Linked DNA regions of Homo sapiens: region 1 is linked to region 2. A link is an interaction called in ENCODE POLR2A ChIA-PET data of the cell type or tissue named here. Cell type or tissue: Caco-2. All regions are shown on one strand. Links, peaks and the distances in the headings refer to the core of each region. The heading gives the core; the rest is flanking DNA. Region 1 overlaps CTNNA3 (catenin alpha 3). Region 2 overlaps CTNNA3 (catenin alpha 3).

Region 1 (11,557 bases), core at 1,847-9,846, 92 kb before region 2:
AGCTTCATTGAGGTAGTAATACTTGCACTGAGGTCTGAATAGTGTGAGAGTCCAACATGTGAAAATCTAAAAGAACATTCCGGGCAAAGGAGAGTATAGCTATTACTATTCTGAGGTTATAATGAGTTTGGCTTGCTCAATGAACAGAAAAAAACCACTGAACGATAGTGTACAGTAAGCCATAGGTGAAATATAAAAGATGAGGTTGAAAAGTTAGGCAAAGGCCAGACTATGTGTATTTTTTTAAAAAAAAATAATAAATGGATACCTTAACTAGATGAGTGGACGGATAATTCAGTGGCCTACTAGAAACGGTGGCATTGCCTGCCTATAGCTGTGGCTCTCATTATCTTTCAGGATGTCACTTCACAATATGGTATGGGGAGTTTCCATTTGTGACACAATATAAGAACTACAAAGTAATAGAAGTATTAAATTCCAGTAGAATAGACAGCTCACAGTTATATATTGTTCATCAAAAATAAAATGCCAAAAGCTCTTTTTAATGTTGCATGAGATCATGTCCAGCCTTAAGCAAAGTGACTCTGGCACCCATAGGAATGCACCTCTTAGATCTCCAACCACAAGGAGGGCAATTGGCCAAGAGCTCCAGCTGTCATGCTCTGAAACCCATGATTGCATCTATGCTGAGGCTATGTCTACATTTCCCATGGGCTGTGCTTAGCCGATGACTAGGTGTATCTGGGATATTAAGGCAGGCCAATTTCTGGACACACTTGATGCCTCTGGTGGCTACCTGTGCCTTGGGACTCCTCAGTAACTTCACTTCATTTTCCTCAAACTGCACAGCAGTCTAGGAAGTTTGTACCCAATCATCCTTTCTTCTCTCCTTCACTCAGGTTAATAATTTCATCATGATCTGACTGTTCTCTTAGCCTTTTCCAGCTTCCTCCTGATTTTAATCCCATGAGATGTCTGCTTCTCAGAGGACATAGATTAACAAAGTAATAAAGTAGATCAACTTGTTTTTGATGTCTCTTTAAATAACTTTCTACCTTGCCAAAAATTAAAGTAAAATAATATTATAAACATTCTTATTTTCCATGATTTTGATTTAACACAATTATTAGTCAATTAAAGATCCTACTTCTAAGTAGGAACTTCAAAAGACGTTAAAATCTTTTAAAACGATTCATTTGTACTTGGTGGTCTATTAAGCCCCAGTGATCTCTAGGGCAGATACAAAGACATTGTAAATCTCACAGGAAACTTAACGTTTGCTGTCACATTTGTAAACTATTTAGTTTTTCTAACTGCTTCAATTCTTATAGATTTGAAGTATATTCTTTAGTAATCTAACATATAATTTTTTTTCTATTTGCCTCCTTTTAAAATAATAATTGTTGGCAGAAAGGTGGAATTACCTGCTTTAAAAGTAGAACATTTTATCACACTTAATCTCTCCTCTTTTTTACATACAGCACAGTGTCCTATGTCCCTTTCTCTTATTTCATGGTACCTTTTCTTTCTGAGAGGCATATGTGACTATTTTGTTTGTGAAAGGCATATTGCATGTTACAATACTTCAGTTTTTAGAAGCAAATGAAATTCCTTCAAGTCTAAATTGCTCTGCCTTACTTTCCAGTTTCCTTTATAAAGTGACATCACCTTTTTCTTCACACCTCTCCAACCTCCCATTGTATCTCCAAAGCTCCACTCCTCCCACCAAACTCAAGCTTCCTGAAATGTCCCTTACTGTTACATGAACTCTATCGACACCTGTTCCTGTTTTATGTATCCTTTAGGACACATTGAATATTTTTCTTTTTCTGCCATCATACTAACTGATCACACTAACCTTCATTCACCCCTTCAATTTAATCCTATTTTAATTTTTTTTGCTGTTATAATAGTTAATTATGTGATTACTTCTCTAGTTGTTTCATGTTTCCATGTTTTGATTATGCCTCCCACATTGTCACATGAGATGCAAACTTCGAAAATATGTTATGTACCACATAGAGATTTGGAAACAGCTGAACTGAGACTAGATTCTACCTCTGTGAGTTACCAGTTTTTTGCTTTTTGTTTTTAACCATAGATAAGCTACTTAATCTTTCTGAAACTTCTTCTTTTTTTTTTTTTTTTTTTTGAGACAGACTGTCACTCTGTCCCCCAGGATGGAGTGCAGTGCAGTGGTGCGATCTCAGCTCGGTTCAAACTCTGCCTCCTGGGTTCAAGCAATTCTCATGCTTCAGCCTCCCAGGTAGCTGGGATTATAGGTGCCCATCACTATGCCTTGCTAAGTTTTTGTATTTTTAGTAGACACCGGTTTCACCATTAGTAGAGACAGGTTTCACCATGTTGGCCAGGCTGGTCTTGAACTCCTGATCTCTTGGACTCCTGATCTCAGGTGATCCGGCCACCTCAGCCTCCCAAAGTGCTGGGATTATAGGTGTGAGCTATCACACTTGGCCTCTGTGAAACTTTTTTCTTAAAAAATAATGCAGTTACCTTCTTGAAGGTTTTGTTTGAGGTTCAAATGAGATAATTTCTGTGAAAGCATTTTTGAAAATAAATTTTATGGCTGGGTGCGGTGGCTCACACCTGTAATCCCAGCACTTTGGGAGGCCGAAGAGGATGGATCACAAGGTCAGGAGTTCAAGACCAAGGTGGCTAAGATGGTGAAACCCCATCTCTACTGAAAATACAAAAATTAGCCAGGTGTGGTGGCAGGTGCCTGTAATCCCAGCTACTTGGGAGGCTGAGGCAGAGAATTGCTTGAACCTGGGAGGCAAAGGTTGCAGTGAGCCAAGATTGCACCACTGCGCTCCAGCCTGGGAGACAGAGCAAGACTCCATCTCAAAATAATAATAATAATAAAATAAATAAATAAATTGTATTGTGTATATTGAAGGTATACAAAATGATGACACATGCACATATATAATAAGATGGTAATAATACTTCACTACAGTGAAGTAAATGAACATCTATAGTGCCTTCTCTTTGTAAATAAATACTATATATTTCACCATTTTTCCTCTATCCTATATATGAGCTTTTGAGAAGACTGGCATTAGGACTCATTGGGTTTTTAGAAATGATGACTAACCAACACCATATAAATATTTAGCACATACTATTTTCTTTTGTTTTTTATAATTTCAGCTTTTATTTTGGATTCAGAGGGTACATATGCAGGTTTGTTACCTGGGTATATTGCATAATGCAATTTTACTTAGAGTAAAATTGATGTATGATTGATCCCTTCACCCAGGTAGTGAGTATGGTGCCCAATAATTAGTTTTTCATTCCTTGTTCCCCTCTCTTCCTCCACCCCCTTCACTCTAGTGGTCCCCAGTGTCTACTGTTGCCATCTTTATATATGGCATATGAGCTATAGGGTCCCCATTCTTTAGCTGTATGAAACCTATTATTTAGCTCTCACTTTTAAGTGACAACATGTGATATTTGGTTTTCTGTTCCTGCCTTAATTCACTTAGGATAGCAGCCTCCAGTTGCATCCATGTTGCTGCAAAGTACACGACGTTATTCTTTTTTATGGATTCATAGTACTCCATGGTGTATATAGCACATATTATTTTCATTTAGGGTATTGTATTCTGTATTTGATCTTGACTAATATGCCAAGTGTCAGATAGGAACAGAAATTTTCCCTTTTTCCTTTCTTTCTTTTTTTGAATAATAATTAGAAACTACTCCCAAATATAATGTGACCTACAGAAGATTCATTTAAAAAACGGCAAATCACATTTGTTCCCCTCTAAAATGATACAATTTCATGTAAATAGAACCAGTGTTGGAAGGATGAATACTGATTTATGTTTTAGTATCACAAATTTGATCAATTGATATTATTAGGTAAGAATCTCTCATGTTTAAAATCACTATTCTAGAATAAAGACAAATTTCACATAGAACACAACCATATTTTTATGTATTGTGTCAATTGTTCTATAATTAAATAACATTTACAGAGATTTTCTTTCTTTTTCTAGTTCACGTTGGGATTATTTAACTTAATTCTCAGACAGACTCTGTGTTGTTAATTTGGCTCTTATTGCTATGTGTCTGAGGGGAAGAGGGAAACATCTAAAAAAAAAAAAAACAGTGTCCATATGTCCAATTCCATGTGGAAACTGGTTAGCTGTTCTTGGATACCTTCCTATTCCTGAATCAATGATTGTGGCCAGGAGAACAGGACACTTTGGCAATCTATGACCTATATTCCCAATAGTGCAATACAGAGAGAAGAGAAGTTGCCCAAATGTACAAATGCAGGACAAAAAGCAGAATATATCTACTACAATAACTTCCACTCAAGAAATTAGAAAATAATAGTTCTCATTAATAGGTATCTTGATGGTATTTACTATATACATCATATTTGGGTTTTTAATTTTAAAATTAAAATAAAATGTGATTGGCCTGCAAGTTAGAAAAAAATATTTAATTTTTGGTTACAGACAAATTTTATAGTGCCTTCCCTGCCCCTACAATAATTACTGATGTGTAAATAGTAAGCATCTGAGCTATATGACATTAGCACGCTCTCAAACAGTTTTTCAAAGTCACTAGAGTATGAACCCTCTTAAGGAAAATAATTTTTATGCTTTCTCCCATGTTGCTTTTAATTGTTTTCATTACAATGTTACTCAAATATGTACCAACACAAAAATGACATAGCAAACACTTCCATGGTACTTACCATGTCTCAAGCTATTTGAAGATCTTTACACATATAACACATTTAATCCCAATAAAAGCCTTCTGACTTGAGTGCTATTATTGCACCATAGATCATATGAAAACATTGAAGATGAAAGAGGCTAAATAACTTGAACATGGTCATGCAGCTAGTGATTGTCAGTCTGGGTCTGGAATCCAAGTTTTTAAGCATCACTGCCAAAAAATATAATCTCCTTGTGCATATAGCTTATATATAATAATATAACTGAAACCCAGAAGTAAGAAGTGAAATCAACTGCAAGAACAAACCAGCAATCCCAAGAGGACCCAGAGACCCTCTGAAGGAAGCAGACTGCTCCTGCAAAACGTGGGAGACACTGCAAATACTGTGAGTGTCCTAACTGAAGAAGTGGGAAAGGGAGACCCTCCTCTCTCAAACACGCACCCCCACTGGAGAACCTGAAGGTCTGTTTGCAGGAGAAATTTCTGACTTTACCTGGAGATGAGTCAATTTAGAGAACCAAGAGAAATACAGGGGTAGAGAAAGCAGCAGAAAGGCCCTGGGAGCTCACTGGGTCCCCTAGCAGCCTATTCCTTCCTGGCACCACAGAGATCCATTGGGAGGGTGGCCAGAGGAGCAGGGGGTAAAACTCCACAGGGAGGAGGAAATCACTAACGGAACTTTGTAAAAATTTGAACAGGGTGAGAAGCCTCCTGGCCAGAAATGGGGAGAGGGTGCAAATCCTGTGTGCAGACTCCACAGGAGGGGGAATAACCAAGCCCTTTTCTTTCATAGCTGAAAGGCAGGTAGCCTGGGGCAAGTTTTCAAGCCCATCTCGCCCTTCACCTGGAAACAGACTTGGGGCTGTTGCAGGGGTACCATGGGAGTGAGACCAGCCCTTCAGTTTATGTGGGAGCTGGGTGAGGTCTGTGACTGCCAGCTTTCCCTCACTTCCCTGACAACCTGCATGACTCAACAGAGGCAGCCGTAATCCTCCTAGGTACACAACTCCAGTGACCTGGGAATCTTACCCCCACCCCCCACAGCAGCTGCAGCAAGACCCGCCCAAGGAGAGTATGAGCTCAGACATGCCTAGCCCTGCCCCCACCTGATGGTCCTTCCCTACTCACCCTAGTAGTGGAAGACAAAGGGCATATAACCTTGGGAGTTCTAGAGCCCCACCACTGTCAGTCCCTCTCCATACTACTATACCTGATGCTCTCTGGAAATGGCCACCTCCCAGCAGGAGGCCAACCAGCACAAAAATAAAGCATTAAATGACCAAAGCTAAGAACCCTCATGGAGTCCATAGCACCCCCCGACCCAGCACCTCCACTGGAAGAGGTGCTGGTATCCACGGCTGAGAGAACCATAGGCAGTTCACATCACAGGACTCTGTACAGACAACCTGCAGTACCAGCCTGTAGCCGGGTAGACTCGCTGGGTGGCTAGACCCAGAAGGGAGACAACAGTCAGTGCAGTTTGGCTCACAGGAAGCCACAACCATAGGAAAAGGGGGAGAATAACTACATCAAAGGAACATTCCTTGGGACAAAAGAATCTGGTCAATAGCCTTCAGCCCTAGACCCTCCCCCTGACAGAGCCTACCCAGACGAAAAAGACCCAGAAAAGCAACCCTGGTAATATGACAAAACAAGGCTCTTCAACATCCCCTCAAAAAATCACAATAGTTCACCAGCCATGGATCCAAACCAAGAAGAAATCCTTGATTTACTTGAAAAAGAATTCAGGAGGTTAGTTATTAAATGAATCAGGGAGGCACCAGAGAAAGGCAAAGCCCAATGCAAGGATATCCAAAACAAGATACAAGAAGTGAAGGGAGAAATATTCAAGAAAATAGATAGCTTAAAGAAAAAAAAAATAAAAAATTCAGGAAACTTTAGACACACTTTCGGAAATGCAGAATGCTCTGTAAAGTCTCATCAATAGAATTGAACAAGTAGAATAAAGAAATTCAGAGCTGAAAGACAAGGTCTTTGAATTAACCCAATCCATCAAAGACAAAGAAAATAGAATAAAAAAATATGAACACAGCCTCCAAGAAGTCTGGGATTATGTTAAACGACCAAACCTAAGAATAATCAGTGTTCCTGAGGAAGAAGAGAATTCCAAAAATTCGGAAAACATATTTGGGGGAATAATTGAGGAAAACTTCCCCTGTGTTGCTAGAGACCTAGACATCCAAATACAAGAAGCACAAAGAACACCTGAGAAATTCATCGTAAAAAGATCATTGCCTAGGCACATTGTCATCAGGCTATACAAAGTTAAGATGAAAGAAAGACTCTTAAGAGCTGTGAGACAGAAGCACCAGATAACCTATAAAGGAAAACCTATCAGATTAGCAGCAGATTTTTCAGCAGAAACCCTACAAGCTAGAAAGGATTGGGGCCCTATCTTCAGCCTTCTTGAACAAAACAATTATCAGCCAAGAATTTTGTATCCAGCGAAACTAAGCATCATACATGAAGGAAAGATACAGTCATTTTCAGAAAAACAAATGCTGAGAGAATTTGCCATTACCTAGCCACCACTATAAGAATGGCTAAAAGGAGCTCTAAGTCTTGAAACAAATGCTGGAAACATATCAAAACAGAACCTCTTTAAACCATAAATCACACAGGACCTATAAAACAAAAACACAAGTAAATAACAAAAGCAAAACCAAAAATCCAAAGTACACAAGTAACAAAAAGCATGATGAATGCAAAGGTACCTCACATTTCAATACTAACATTTGAATGTAAATGGCCTAAATGCTCCACTTAAAAAATACAGAACTGCAGAATGCATGAGGACTCACCAGCCATCTGGGGCCTTCAGGAGACTCACCTTACACATAAGGACTCACATAAACCTAAAGAAAAGGTGTGGGAAAAGGCATTTCATGCAAATGGACATCAAAAGCAAGCCAGGGTAACTATTCTTATATCACACAAAACAAACTTTAAAACAACAGCAGTTAAAAGAGACAAAGAGGGACATTATATAATGGTAAAAGGCCTTGTCCAACAGAAAAATATCACAATCCTAAACATATATGCACCTAACATTGGAGCTCCCAAATTTATAAAACAATTACTCATAGACCTAAGAAATGAGATAGACAGAACACAGTAATAGTGGGGGACTTTAGTACTCCACTGACAGCACTAGACAGGTCATCAAGACAGAAAATCAACAAAGAAACAATGAATTAAAACTATACCTTGGAACAAATGACTTAACAGATATATATAGAACATTTCATCTCACAACCACAGAATACACATTTTATTCAACAGCGCATGAAACTTTCTCCAAGATAGACCATATAATAGGCCATAAAATGAGCCTCAATAAATTTAAGAAAATTGACATTATATCAAGCACTCTCTCAAGCCACAGTGGAATAAAACTGGAAATCAACTCCAAAAGGAACCTTCAAAGCCATGCAAATATATGGAAATTAAATAACCTGCTCCTGAATCAGCATTGGGTCAAAAACAAAATCAAAATGGAAATTAAGAAATTATTCGAACTGAATGACAATAATGACACAACCTAACAAAACCTCTGGAATTTTTAGCAGAGGCGGTGCTAAAAGGAAAGTTCATAGCCCTAAACGCCTACATCAAAAAGACTGAAAGAGCACAAACTGATATTCTAAAGTCACACCTCAAGGAACTAGAGAAACAAGAACAAATCAAACCCAAACCCAGCAGAAGAAAGGAAATAACGAAGTTCCAAGCAGAACTAAATGAAATTGAAACAAACAAAAAATACAAGAGATAAATAAAACAAAAAACGGGTCCTTTGAAAAGATAAATAAAACTGATAAACCATCAGCAAGATTAACCAAGAAAAGAAGACAGAAAATCCAAATAACCTCACTGAGAAATGAAAGAGGAGACACTACAACTGACACCACTGAAATACAAAAGATCATTCAAGGCTGCTATGAACATCTTTATGTAAATAAACTAGAAAACTTAGAAGAGATGAATATATTCATGGAAAAATACAGCTCTCCTAGGTTAAATCAGGACAAATTAGATACCCTGAGCAGACCAACAACAAGCAGTGAGATTGAAATAGTAATTGAAAAATTACCAACAAAAATAAAATACAGGACTAGACAGATTCACAGCAGAATTCTACCAGACATTCTAAGAAGAATTGGTACCAATCCCTTTGACACTAATTCACAAGACAGAGAAAGAAGGAATCCTCCCTAATTCATTCTATGAAGCCAGCATCATGCTAATACCAAAACCAGGAAAGAACATAACCAAAAAAAAAAAAAAAAACAGAAAACAAAAAACTAAAGACCAATATCTTTGATGAACATAGATGCTAAAATCCTTAACAAAATACTAGCTAACCGAACCCAACAACATATCAAAAAGATAATCTACCATGATCAAGTGGGTTTCATACCAGGGATGCAGGGATGGTAACATATGCAAGTCAATAAATGTGATATACCACATAAACAGAATCAAAAATAAAAATCACATGATTATCTCAATAGATGCAGAAAAAGCACCTGACAAAATCTAGCATCGCTTTATGATTAAAACTCAAAGCAAAATTGGCATACAAGGGTCATACCTTAATGTAATAAAAGCCATCTATGACAAACTCACAGCCAACATTATACTGAATGGGGAAAAGTTGAAAGAATTCCCTCTGAGACCTGGAACAACACAAGCGTGCCCACTCTCACCACTACTCTGCAACATAGTACTGGAAGTCCTAGCCAAGCAATCAGACAAGAGAAAGAAATAAATGGCATCCAAATTGGTAAAGAGGAAGTCAAACTGTCACTGTTTGCTGATGACATGATCATTTACCTTGAAAACCCTAAAGACTCCTCCAGAAATCTCCTAGAACTGATACAAGAATTCAGCAAAGTTTCCAGATACAAGATTAATGTACACAAATCAGTAGCTCTTCTATACAACAACAGCGACCAAGCAGAGCATCAAATCAAGAACTCAACCCCTTTTACAGTAGCTGCAAAAAAATAAAAATAAAAATAAAATATTTAGGAATATACCTAACCAAGGAGTCAAAAGGCCTCTACAAGGAAAACTACAAAACACTGCTGAAAGAAATCATAGACAACACAAAGAAATGGAAACATGTCCTATGCTCATGAATGGGTAGAATCAATATTGTGAAAATGACCATACTGCCAAAACAATCTACAAATTCAATGCAATTTCCATTAAATTACCACCATCATTCTTCACAGAATTAGAAAAAACAATTCTAAAATTCATATGGAACCAAAAAAGAGCCTGCATAGCCAAAGCAAGACTAAGCAAAAAGAACAAATCTGGAGGCTTCACATTACCTGACTTCAAACTATCCTATAAGGCCATAGTCACCAAAACAGCATGGTACTAGTACAAAAATAGGCACATAGGCCAATGGAACAGAATAGAGAACCCAGAAATAAACCCAAATACAGCCAACTGATCTTTGACAAAACAAACAAAAACATAAAGTGGGGAAAGGACACCCTTTTCAACAAATGGTACTAGGATAATTGGCTAGCCACATGTAGGAGAATGAAACTGGATCCTCATCTCTTACCTTATAAAAAAATCAACTCAAGATGCACACCTAAGACCTGAAACTATAAAAATTATAGAAGATAACATCGGAAAAACCCTTCTAGACATTGGCTTGGGCAAAGATTTCATGACCAAGAGCCCAAAAGCAAATTCAGTAAAAACAAAGATAAATAGCTAGGACCTAATTAAACTAAAGAGCTTTTGCACGGCCAAAGGAACAATCAGTAGAGTAAACAGACAACCCACAGAGTGGGAGAAAATCTTCACAATCTGTACATCTGACAAAGGACTAATATACAGAATCTAGAATGAACTCAAACAAATCAGTAAGAAAAAGCAAACAATCCCACCAAAAAGTGGGCTAAGGGCATGAATAGACAATTCTCAAAAGAAGATATACAAATGGCCAACAAACATATGAAAAAATGCTCAACATCACTAATGATCAGGAAAATGCAAATCAAAACCACAATGCGATACCACCTTACTCCTGCAAGAATGGCCATAATAAAAAAAACAGTAGATGTTGGCATGGATGAGATAATCAGGGAACACTTCTACACTGCAGGCGGGAATGTAAACTCATGCAGCCACTATGGAAAACAGTGTGGCGATTCCTTAAAGAATTAAAAGTAGAACTTCCATTTGATCTAGTAATCTCACTACTGGGTATCTACCCAGAGGAAAAGAAATCATTATTCGAAAAAGATACTTGCACATGCATGTTTATAGCAACACAATTCACAACTTCAAAATTGTGGAACCAACACAAATGCCCATCACTCAATGAATGGATAAAGAAAGTGTGATTATCTATCTATCTATCTATCTATCTATCTATCTATCTATCTATCTATCTACATATCTATCTATCTATCATCTGTCTATCTATCTATCTATCTATCATCTATCTATCTATCTACCTACCTACCTACCTACCTATCTATGATAGAATACTACTCAGCCATAAAAAGGAATGAATTAACAGCATTTTCAGTGACCTGGATGGAATTGGAGACTATTATTCTAAGTGAAGTAACTCAGGAATGGAAAACCAAACATCAAATGTTCTCACTGATATATGAGAACTAAGCTATGAGGATGCAAAGGCATAAGAATGATACAATGGACTTTGGGGACTTGCGAGGAGTAGTGGGAGGGGGACGAGGGATAAAACACTACAAATAAGGTGCAGCGTATACTACTTGGGTGATGGGTGCACCAAAGTCTCACAAATCACCACTAAAGAACTTACTGATGTAACCAATACCACTTGTACCCCAATAACTTATGGAAA
Region 2 (11,557 bases), core at 1,643-9,642:
TTAGAAATTCTCTAATATTTATAAAATTAAAAAAATCATAATTGTGGATTATTTATTAACAAAATAATATTTCTATGTTTCATCCAGTTTCATGGATAGAGAAATTAGCAAAGTTATATGATTTACCTAAGAATTTAATTTCCATGAAAAAAAGTTATAGTTAAGGAAAGCCAAAAAAAAAATTGTGGAAAGGGAAAGCTACTAATGAAGACACATGGACTGAAACATCACATCTGTCACTAGCCAGCTGGAGAGTTCTTTTAAGTCATTTCCCCTTTCTGGGACAATTTTCTTATCTGCAAAATAAGTGATGTGGATTCTGGGGCTTCTGAGAATAAGATAATTATAATGGCGCTATATTTCTATGGCATTTATTGCTTATGGAAAGCACTTACTCAAAATATTTCATTTGGTTCTTGCCTAGGCTCTGTGAGGTAGGCTACATGAATATTTTAGTTATCCTTCTTTTCCATTTTGTGGAAAGTCTTGGAGGCCAAGATGATACATTTATATACATTATTTATATATGCACCATTTACTGAGTCCCTAATATATTCCAGGTACAATTGTTTATAGTCATAACTAATTCTCACACAACTCCTATAAATTTATTATCATTTAACATATGAAACTGGGGTTTAGGATTGTTAATTGCTGTATAACTAATACTTGGCCAAAGTGGAATTTGAATGGTGGTCTGTATGACAACAATTTCTGCATTTTTCCTATTATGTCACTTTTTTCCTTTCTTTTCCTTTTGTCTCTTTTAAGGGGTAATTATAGTCATTTAAATTTTTTAAGCAGATAAATAATGTAAGCATATCAATATTTGATGCAGTAGTAATGAGCATAGTACAATTAATAAGCAGATATGAAGATGAAAAACGATCAATTGTGCTATTAATACAGTCTTGGAGGAATAATAAGGACCTGAGTTTGAAAAATACTAGGAAAAGTGCATAAGAGAAATGAATCTAAGATCTGTGTAGAGGCAAAAGCTTGGCATTTGTGTAAATGTGGTTGACAATGAAAATACAAGATCAGTGATATAAAATTTTGAGCTCAAAAGTCTTGAGTTTTTTTTAGCTCTTGAGTATTTCTGTTAACAATCACAAACAAACATTTATCATGCAATATGTTCCTACTTTAAGAGGACTTATTTTCTAGGGGAAGGAGAAAAAAATACATCTAAAAAGTACAAATGAAAAATTATGTGTAATGTCATAATTATTATTCTGAAAGATGATATTGTTTTCAACAACATCTCTAGTAAGTGAGATAAGATAGTTGTGTTCACAAGATTAGACTACAAGAGAGAACAATATGAACATCTAGGGGGAAGAACTGACAACATGTTCTAAAAATTTTGAGAGAATAATTACACACACTTGAAGAATGGAGAAAGGGGCATATACTATATGAGTCTGGCCTGGAAATATGATTAAATTTGGACCAACAAATTGGGGGAAGGGAAGATGAGCAAAAATAATTAATGGGCAATATCTCAAGATATTTACCTGCAGCAACAAATAGCTTAGCTTAGCTTGAGGGTACAGTGTGTTGAAGGAAGTAAGATGGGATGAGATTGAAAAGCTGGTAGAAACAAAGGTTATGATGATCCCTGTGATGTACTAATTCCATTCCTAGATACATACTCAAGAGAAATACACCCATATGTGCACCTAAAGAAAAGTCCAAGAATACTCATTATTTATCATAGCCAAAAACGGAATAGTTTTCAAAATATTGTTTATAGAAAAACATGAATAAATTTATAGAAATATATATATATATATTTGTAGAGTGGAATAATATCTGTATAGAGCAATGAGAATAAACAAAATATAACTACATGCAACAGAATAGATGCATTTCAAGCACTTAAGTGCTGAATACAAAAAGCCAGACACAAGAATTCATGTGCTATTATTCCACACCTTTATAAGATTAAAACATGGGCAAATCTACAGTTTTAGAAATGAAGTTAGTGATTACCCTTAGGAGATAGTGACTAGCAGAAGATAGAAGGAGGCTTCCGAGTGTCTGTAATCTTTTTAAGGTTTCTTGATATGAGTGTAGGTGCATGGATTTGCTCTGTTTGTGAAAATCGTTCCAACTGTACATTTATGATTTAGGCATTTTATATGAATTTTCTATTTTAATCAAACAAATATAATGGTGGTGTTTGAGGAATTGATACCCTTTATTTGATAAGGTGATGTAAAGATAAGGAGATTAGATGAAGGATTGCACAATTCCATCATATTCAGAAAGATTGAATCAAGCAGTAGCAAAGCAAGAAGATTTAAAACAAAGGAGAATATTAAGACCAGAAGACAGCAGGAATGGTAATATTAATATATAGAGGGAAATGGATGTGATAAAGGATAAAATGGACAACTGACAGAATAGGCTAAAGAAAAGAGGATAATTTTCTAAAATATAAAACTTCAAGACTGGAAGGCAGGAAGTATCACTGAGAAACATGAAAATCAAGAGGATAAATGGTTTGGCTGAGTGTGTTTTTCATCCTTCTGTGATGAGGTATTCCTAACAGCAGTGAATGTACTGATCACAGTATTGGAAAGGAGAACAGGACTGAAGAGGTTGTTTGGAAGTAATCTTCATAGCAGTGATGGCTGAAGTCATGAAAGTAGCGTAGCTGACCTATATGTACACTGTAGAAGAACTATATTGGCTAATTAACACATGCATTACCTCACACAGTTATCATCTTTGTGGTGAGAACACTTTACACTCACTCAGCATGTTTCAAGAATACAATTTACTATTCACTGTAGTCACCATGTTGTATAATAGATTTCTTGAACTTATTCCTCCTGTCTAAATGAAATTTTTTATCCTCTGACCAACATCTTCTCAAACCCCCTCCCCCACTACCCCAGCTCCTGGTAACCCCTACTCTATTCTCTCCTTTTGTGATACCGTTTTTAGATTCTGCATATGAGTGAGGTCATGTGGTACTCATCATTCAGTGTCTGGTTATTTCACTTAACATAATTTCCTCCAGATTCCCTGTTGTCACAAATGACAGGATTTCATTCTTTTTTATGGCTGAATAGTATTCCATTATGTATTCCACAAGGTATATACACTTCAGAACATAATGTGGTGCATAGTAAGTACTTACAATTTTATTTCCCAATGTAAAAAAGAAAAGAAAGTAGATGAGTGTGCTAAGGGAGAAGATAATGAAGAAAGTTAAAAGGGTCAGCACAGATTCTTTGGGAGATGCGCGTTTGGCAGATAAGGGGAGATGGAGGACTCTGAGAAGGGGCAGTTGGATGTAAGGGGAAGGCAAAAACCAAGAGAGTGGATCACGAGGTCAGGAGTTCAAGACCAGCCTGTCCAAAATGGTGAAACCCCGTCTCTACTAAATATACAAAAATTAGCTGGGCACAGTAGTGGGCGCCTATAGTCCCAGCTACTTGGGAGGCTGAGGTGGGAGAATTGCTTGAATCTAGGAGGTAGAGGTGGCAGTGAGCTGAGATCATGCCACTGCACTCCAGCCTGGGTGACAGAGCAAGACTCTGCCTTAAAACAAAACAAAACAAAAACAAGAAAATGTTTCAGGCATCACTTGGTCAGCACTTTCAGGAGTTACAAACAAAGTAAGGATAATGAAGACAGAGAAAAACAATAAAAATCTGTGTTCCCTGGTCATAGGAAAGTTTTATAGCAGGTGTTGGCAAATTGTAGTCAACAGGTCAAATCTGGCCTGCTGCCTGCTTTTGTACATGAGCTAAGAATGGCCTTTACATTTTTAAGTGGTTGAAAAAATTCAGAATAGATGTAATCAGATGTGATCAGAATAATATTTGTGGCATGTGAAAATTATGTAAAATTCAAATTTCAATGTCTATAATAAGGTGTTATTGGAACAGAGACACACTGATTTGTTTATGTAGTATTCATGACTGCTCTTGCAATATAACAGAGTAACAACTCTGCCAGTTGAGTAACGGAGTGATATGGTGTGAGCTGCAAAGCATATATCACTATCTTGTCCTTTATAGAAAAATTCTGCCGACCTCTCTTTTAGAGTTAAATTAGTAAATGAAATCTATGCTTAAAAATGCCTAATAGGCAATTGGGATAACACAGCTTTTCATTGAAAAATAATGGATAATATTATAAATAGAGTTCTGAGATTCACTGCAGAGAGTAAAGAACTGAATCTATTTGTGTAAGTAATGGTTGACAGTTAACATCACTTTACTCAAAAAGTGTGTTCTTGCATATCATTTGATGTCCAAAACAGCCTGTCAGGTAAAGATCATGGTATATAATTTAAAGATTTGGAAACTTAGGTTCTAAACAATGTGACTATTCTTTGGAGAACAATTGCTTTCAAAGGTAGACAGCGATAGAGAAATACCATCATGGAGAATGTGTATATATTGGTATATTGTGGGCAATATTATTCGTGTTTGTTGGCTTAGTGATAGAACAAAAACTCTAGAGCTATATTTTCTGATTTACATCCTGATTCTACCATTGACTGACACTATAATCTTGATAAATCACTTAATGTTTCAGAGAGACTCGATTTCCTCACTTACAAAATTGGGATAATAATAATTCCTCATAGGGCTGCTATGAAGTTTAAATGTTTCTTGTGTTTGGTAACACATTCCAAGATCAATAGTTACACAATATAATCTTATTCAGATGGCAGTGATTGAAAAAGCCTTTGACAGTTATTTCTATCAGAGTTCTGCTCTATAGATGTAAGCAGAAACCTAAACACATAGCCACCTGGCGATATATATCAGAGATATTCTACTTACTTAATTTTTCTTAAGCTTTGTACCTCAGTTTCTTTGTTTAACTTGAACAAAATAATTCAATAAAGAATTTTTCACCTAGACTTTCCAAACATCAAGTATTCTCTTAAGTCTTCCTTTGGAATTTTCAGCGTGGTTGAAATTGATCGATGACATATAATAAATCATAGAAGCACTTAAAACCTTCTGCAAAGGTGTCAGTAACTTAATGTTTTGTTGCTGCTATTGTTCCCCCTGAGAAAAAGGACCAGAATTCTCTAGAACTTTTAATTTTGCAAACTATTGCCCAACTTTTGGCTCTTATCTTGTCAGAGGTAAATGTCTGTTGTAATTCACCATTTGAGTTGAGATGTTATTAAGGAGATGAAGTGCAACCAATGAGCTCCCTGTCCACAACAGGGTCAGTCGCAATCTTATCCAATAATTGACTCTGTTCCCTGCATGGCAGGTGGATAGCAGTTGCAATTACTGTCATTTTGTGTCTAGGGAAACTTAGACAGGAGGGTTAGGTAACTTCCTCAAGGTCATATTGGAAATCAGTGGCATTCCAAGTAACTGAACTTGGAATACACTTAACCAGTTCAGCTCTTGAATAGCTTTATTATGAGAACAGTAAATAATTTTCCATAATATACCAGTGTATATTCAGCACTATTTATTCTAATAAATAGAATCACAGATTTATGACCTCTGAGATACAGAATGTAAAGAGAAGCACCAGTTGAACCTATCTGGAGCTATTGTAATTTGAACATTTAAACACCTTTTATGAGAATGGAGAGAATGATAATGACCGGTAGTCAAGATGGAGAAAACCCATTTCTATTCGTGAGTCAGTTTAATGGGTTGGTGGCTTATAATTTACTTAACGTGCTTGCATATTACTTTTCATTTCAGAAGTAGTGAGCTGTGTCTTCATTTACGTGCTTTGCCATATGCCAGCAGTAGTAAAAGTTGCTCCTCTCTTACAACCTCACATAGGACACATTTCCTCAGAAAAGAAACTACAAACTACTTTCAGAGGCTAAGAAATAGCACTTGTGTCAGTTAAAAACTTAGTCTTGTGTAGCTTAATTTGATTCTTCATAGAAAAAATACAAACAAAATGAAAAAATTTATTAGACATATGAAAATATTTTGATAATTTTATTGAATAAGAAATAGCTACCATTTATGGAACATTCAATATGTGTCAAGCATTATGCTGAGATATTTACAGAAAATTCAAACTAAAAGCATCATTGTTTTTTCTTTATTATGTTAAAGTTGAGGCATGACTAATTCATCCTGTAATTGCATATATACACATAGGTAGACATAGTCTCATTTCAAGTTAAATTATGTTATACATCCACCTTTTTATACGCACTTTTCTAACAAAGGTGATGCATTACACTAAATTGATGTTAATTTAAAATTTGAAGCGTATTAGAAATTTGCAAAGTCCCACATTTATTTTATAAAATGGATTTAAGTATGTTGGACACCAAGTTCTACAGTGTTATTCTAAATGTAACATTATAGTTCTAGAGCAAACTATTATAATTTAATAGATTTTTATATGAAATATTAAGCCTGGAAAGTTTTAATTGAATGAATTTAACTATATTGTGCCTCTGATTTTAAATGAACAAGTTTTATGAGTATCCTATAATATCTACTTATTCCTAAAATGCTTTTGACATAGTGGAATGATTTTAACTCTAATTATCACATGTTTTAGGCTAAGATGACTCAACTGCCTGAGGCAGAAAAAGAAAAGATTGCTGAGCAAGTTGCTGATTTCAAGAAAGTAAAGAGTAAGCTGGATGCTGAGATTGAGATATGGGATGATACAAGCAACGACATCATTGTTCTGGCCAAGAACATGTGTATGATCATGATGGAGATGACAGACTTCACTAGGTAATTATGTGGAAAACGATGTGTAATATTCATAATGGCTGAAAATATTAGTCATATTAGTGAAACCTCAAGATTCTCTGAGTGTCAAGTGCCAAAAATCAGGTGGTAGGGGAAAAGCAAATATAGTATTAGAAAGTTGTAGGTGTACAATTCTAGAGGTTTCGATCGATAAATAAATATGGCAAGTTTCTCAGAAACTTCTGTGGAATTGGTTTGGACACCACTTATACTCTCTCACCTTCCCCTTCCCCAGGCATCTGCTCTGTGTATCATACTAGCATGTGACTTCTACAAAGAATTTGGTAAACCAAGTGATTCGCTGGTATTGGAGCTATCTGAATGGTTGAGTTTCATAGCTGTGTAATTTTAGTTATAGTGATTTATAGCATAATCAGGATAGTGGTATCTTTTGCTTCTGAGATGAGAACTAGATATATTTGAAATTATAATCACTTAATGATAGCCATGAAAAAAATGTACATTGTGGGCATATTGCAGAAGTAATAAAAATGTTTGTTATTGTCTTAAAATGTCATTTTATAGAGTTAGTCAAAAAGCAATAAAATATATAGTGGCTGCCCTACTAGTAACTAATGTACACAAACTATAACAACTAAAATAATTCAGTCGTGGTGTAGTTATAAAAGCCACAGTACAGAAGGATACACTGAAGCTGACCTAGTACACTTAGAAAATCTTTCATTTGTATTACCATGTAGTATTCATGTATATGGTGCTGTGTACCGTTGGTACATTCATTTATACCCCAAAATAACTTTCAGGTGGAGTAATGAAATAACTGTTAATTTTAAAATCATAATTAATGGAGAAAATGTACATGAATCTTTCAGTGATATTAAAATTGAGAAACAGTTTATGAAAATTACATACAAAATAATTTACAAAGAAAGGATTGTTAAATTGAACTTCAAAAAATGTACATCAATAGAATGTCCTAAGCAATATTGAAATGTAAATGGATAACTGGATAAACAAAAATTTGATCCCATTTATATATAAAGAATACTTGCAGACATAAAAAATTAATATTGTAGTGGAAGAATGGACAAAGAATATGGTTATATTATTAACCACTTTCTCCTTATAAAAGTTATGGCAGACAAATATTTGAAAAATATTAAAAATAAAATAGTTAGAATAAGATGTATTTTAAATCTATCAAATTTGCCAAAACTTTTAAAATAGGCTTGGTACAGAGCATCGTGTTGAAAATCTAATGACATAAGCCTTATAGTAATTTGGGAATATGCGTAAAATGAAAATCTTTATAAACTTTTCATACGTGCATCATCTGTATCCATATCTGTACTATACTTCAGGGAACCTATCCAAAGGAAATAATATAAAGTGATAAACTTTTTATTTTTTTTTGAGATGGAGTCTCGCTCTGTCATCCAGGCTGGAGTGCAGTGGCACGATCTCGGCTCACTGCAACCTCTGCCTTTGGGGTTCAAACGATTCTTCTGCCTCAGCCTCCCGAGTAGCTGGGACTACAGGCGCACAACACCACACCCAGCTAATTTTTGTATTTTTAGTAGAGACGGAGTTTCACCATATTGGTGTGGCTGGTCTCAAACTCCTGACCTCGTGATCCGCCCGCCTCAGCCTCCCAAAGTGCTGGGATTACAGGCATGAGTCACCGCACCTGGCCAAACTTTTTTGAATAAAGGAAACCCTTGGCCTCTGAAAGTTTACTGAAAAATCAACTCACAAAAGGCAGATTAATAGGTGAAAAAACATATAAATTTATTTACCAAGTATATATGGTAGCCTTCAGAATGAAGACCCAAAGACACAGGATAAATTGTTTATTTTTATGCTTAAGTTCAATAAAGTATGGACAATCATGTAGAAATATGATGGGACAAATAAGGTATGATCTTATGTTAATAGACTGAGTGGGGTACCCAGCAAGGCCTGTCTGTCTAGATTTTTCTTGGCTTCTCTGAACATGTATTTCTACCTTCTGGATATGGGGCAAGACCCTCGCTGGAATATGGGTCTTATGACCTATAGTCAAACAAGGTAGGTAGGAAAATTATTGTATGACTAGTACAATTACACAGAGAGATGGAGATCGTTTTAGAATAATATTTTTATGTTTTATCACTAGCTTTGGGGAAAAGGGGTTCTGGCTTCTGTGACCTGCCTTGGAGAAGGATTCTAGTATTTATGACTAGCCTCAGGGGAAAATGGAACTGAGCAACAGGAGAACAGAAAAAAATCAGAGAAAAACTTTTGCTTCTGAAGCTGCTTCTAAGTCCTTCATTTTGGCGTATATTTTTTTTTTCTGAGCCCCAACAGGATAACTATAGAATTATTTAAAATAATAGAAAAATTGGGATGATTAAACAAATGGTTGCCTGCCACATGAAAAGAGTCTATAGAAAATAAAGTCAAGTTTTTTAAATAGTATGAAAGTAGTCTAAATTTTATAATCTATTATGTATATGGATGCATAGATATTCTCATATGCATATTTTTGTCTTTGTTTTGTTTTATACCAAACTTACTCTTTACAATATAATTCAGTTCTACTTTGTATTCTTCTGAAAGAAATCCACTTTCCAAAGATTATGTGCAGTGAAGATTTCATTGGAAAGTGAGAAAATTAAATTTATTGTGTATTATACATGGAATTTCATAAAAATACCTCTTTAAATGTCTATTTCTATTTTTTGCACTTAACTCTTGCCATTTTTCCAACTCTAGTCCATAGCTTCTAAATGTCTTCTTATTCCTCTTCATATAGAAAGTAATTCAGTTTTGGCCCATGGTTCAATTTCTGCAGGCAAAGATTCGGAGAAATCTGTTTGTATATGTCTCTGCTTCTCTCTTTCTCTCTGTCTCTGTTTCTCTCTCTTTCTCCACACATATAATCACAAGCATTATATAATACAAACATATATAACATAGACATGTATATGCCTGTATAGGAACAAAACTAAACTTTCATGGGTTTAAATAATGATTATGTTTTAGTAGTTGGATTTTGGATAATTTAATTACAACTTTTAACCTTCTATAATTTGTTGCTGATTTAAAGTATCAATACATTTATATGAAAAACAACATATGGAAAGAAACCTGAACTATAATAGTTATATTATAATATCATCTTGGTGGCTAGGTGCGGTGGCTCACGCCTGTAATCCCAGCACTTTGGGAGGCCAAGGTGGACAGGTCACCAGAGGTTGGGAGTTCGAGACCAGCCTGACCAACATAGAGAAACCCTGTCTCTACTAAAAATACAAAATTAGCTGTGTGTGGTGGCATGCACCTGTAATCCCAACTACTCAGGAAGCTGAGGCAGGAGAATCACTTGAACCCAGGATGCGGAGATTGTGGTGAGCCGAGATTGCACCATTGCATATCAGCCTGGGCAACAAGAGCGAAACTCTGTCTCAAAAAAATAAAAATAAATAAAATAATAATAATAATAACTTGGTAAGTGGCACTGAGAAGACTCTTAAGCTTTCTCACCATAAAATAGTATAAATAATTCAAGTGGGTGTATTTATAGACAGGATTTAGAGCTAGAAGGGACAACAATGAAGGGTAAAGCCATGAGGAACAGAAGCTTTGAAGAAGTGGGCAGAGAAAATAGAATCTGATAAAGAAAGAGCATTCAAGTGTTAATAAGAAAAGTAACATACAAAGGAGGATGCTGGGCAGAGAATTTCAGTGAGTAATCAATGGTCTTACTTGAAGATAATGATTAAAAAGATACTAGTTTGGCAATTAGTAGATTTAATCAATTTGTTGTTGACTTTTGCTTTACGAAATGGTGAATGGAAAAAAACCTTATTTAAAAAGATAGGTAAGAGAATAGCAGATCAAAAAACAAAGAGACTCAAGGTAGTAACTTAAAAGAGACTAATGATCATGACAAGATTTTTGAGACTTCTGGATGTTTGAATATATTTTAGGCTGAAGGGAAAGAGGAAATGGGGAGGGACAGAATGAAATTGTAAAAGGGGAATAAAAAGCTATAGCCAAAAATGAGATAAATGGTTAGTGAGAAGGGAAAACAAAACAAAACAAAACAAAAAAAAACCATTTAAACCAACATAAGTTTACATGGCTGTTCCTTCTGGTCACAGCTTGAATGAATGAGCTGAGAATCAGATTAGCCTTTTTTGGCCACCCAGGGTAAAGACTTTCCCCAACTAGTCTGTACATCAGTTTCATTATCACTCTATATTACTTTCCTTTTAGCAGTTATCACTTTTTGGTTTAAATAATTCATTTTTTCCCATATTTCCTGCCTCTATTTCCATAACAGAGTATAAGTTGTATGAATGTATGAAATTTGCCTTTTTTTATACCCAGAATTTATAACAGCATGTGTATATATGCTTAGTATATATTTAATATGTAGTAGCTGAATTAATTAGATTTTTAAAATACTACTTTAATTCAGAAGGAACCAGGAATAAACAAAAAAACACAAAATTTGAACAAAAAGCAGGGAAGTAAGCATAAGCTTACTTTGTGAAAGTCTTGAAAGTCACTCTCTTTGCTTGCTTGTTAGCCCATATATAGATCCTAAATGTTGATACTAAGATTTTAATTTTAATGCCCTTATGGCATTTGGAGGAGACACATAGTCCGGAGACCTGGGACTAAGACTCTTAGAAAAGCTTATAGCCCTACCTTTAAAAGGGGAACCAGAGATATTTTCACACACCAGCTTGATGGAGCATCAACGGTGAATGCTTTTCCCTGGGGGGTCTTATTTAAATAAAGGCCATCTTTAAGAAATAGAGATCCCAAGTGTGTGACCTATTAAACTGATGAATTTCAAATTGCATAATCAGAAA

Evidence for each region. ChIA-PET counts read pairs that join two places held together with the same protein. Peaks named below come from ENCODE experiments on the same cell type or tissue, not always from the same donor. Only the 100,000 strongest peaks of a DNase experiment are listed, where the experiment ranks them.
Region 1: POLR2A ChIA-PET joins it to region 2 with 5 read pairs; 2 of 35 experiments call an interaction of 5 or more read pairs at or near these places.

Annotation. Positions count from the first base shown.
Region 1 is chr10:66,157,055-66,168,611 of GRCh38, reverse strand. All of the region lies in intron 13 of CTNNA3 (catenin alpha 3), which reads left to right. Among named protein-coding and RNA genes, the nearest start is that of CTNNA3-AS1, 84 kb to the right of the region's middle. RefSeq lists an enhancer at 1,911-2,080. In Caco-2, for the core only: no CTCF peak of the experiment used is centred there; a DNase peak (open chromatin) is centred at 5,711.
Region 2 is chr10:66,064,464-66,076,020 of GRCh38, reverse strand. CTNNA3 (catenin alpha 3) reads left to right here. Exons shown (of 18, transcript NM_013266.4): 15 at 6,532-6,713. Among named protein-coding and RNA genes, the nearest start is that of CTNNA3-AS1, 9.0 kb to the left of the region's middle. In Caco-2, for the core only: no CTCF peak of the experiment used is centred there; no DNase peak of the experiment used is centred there.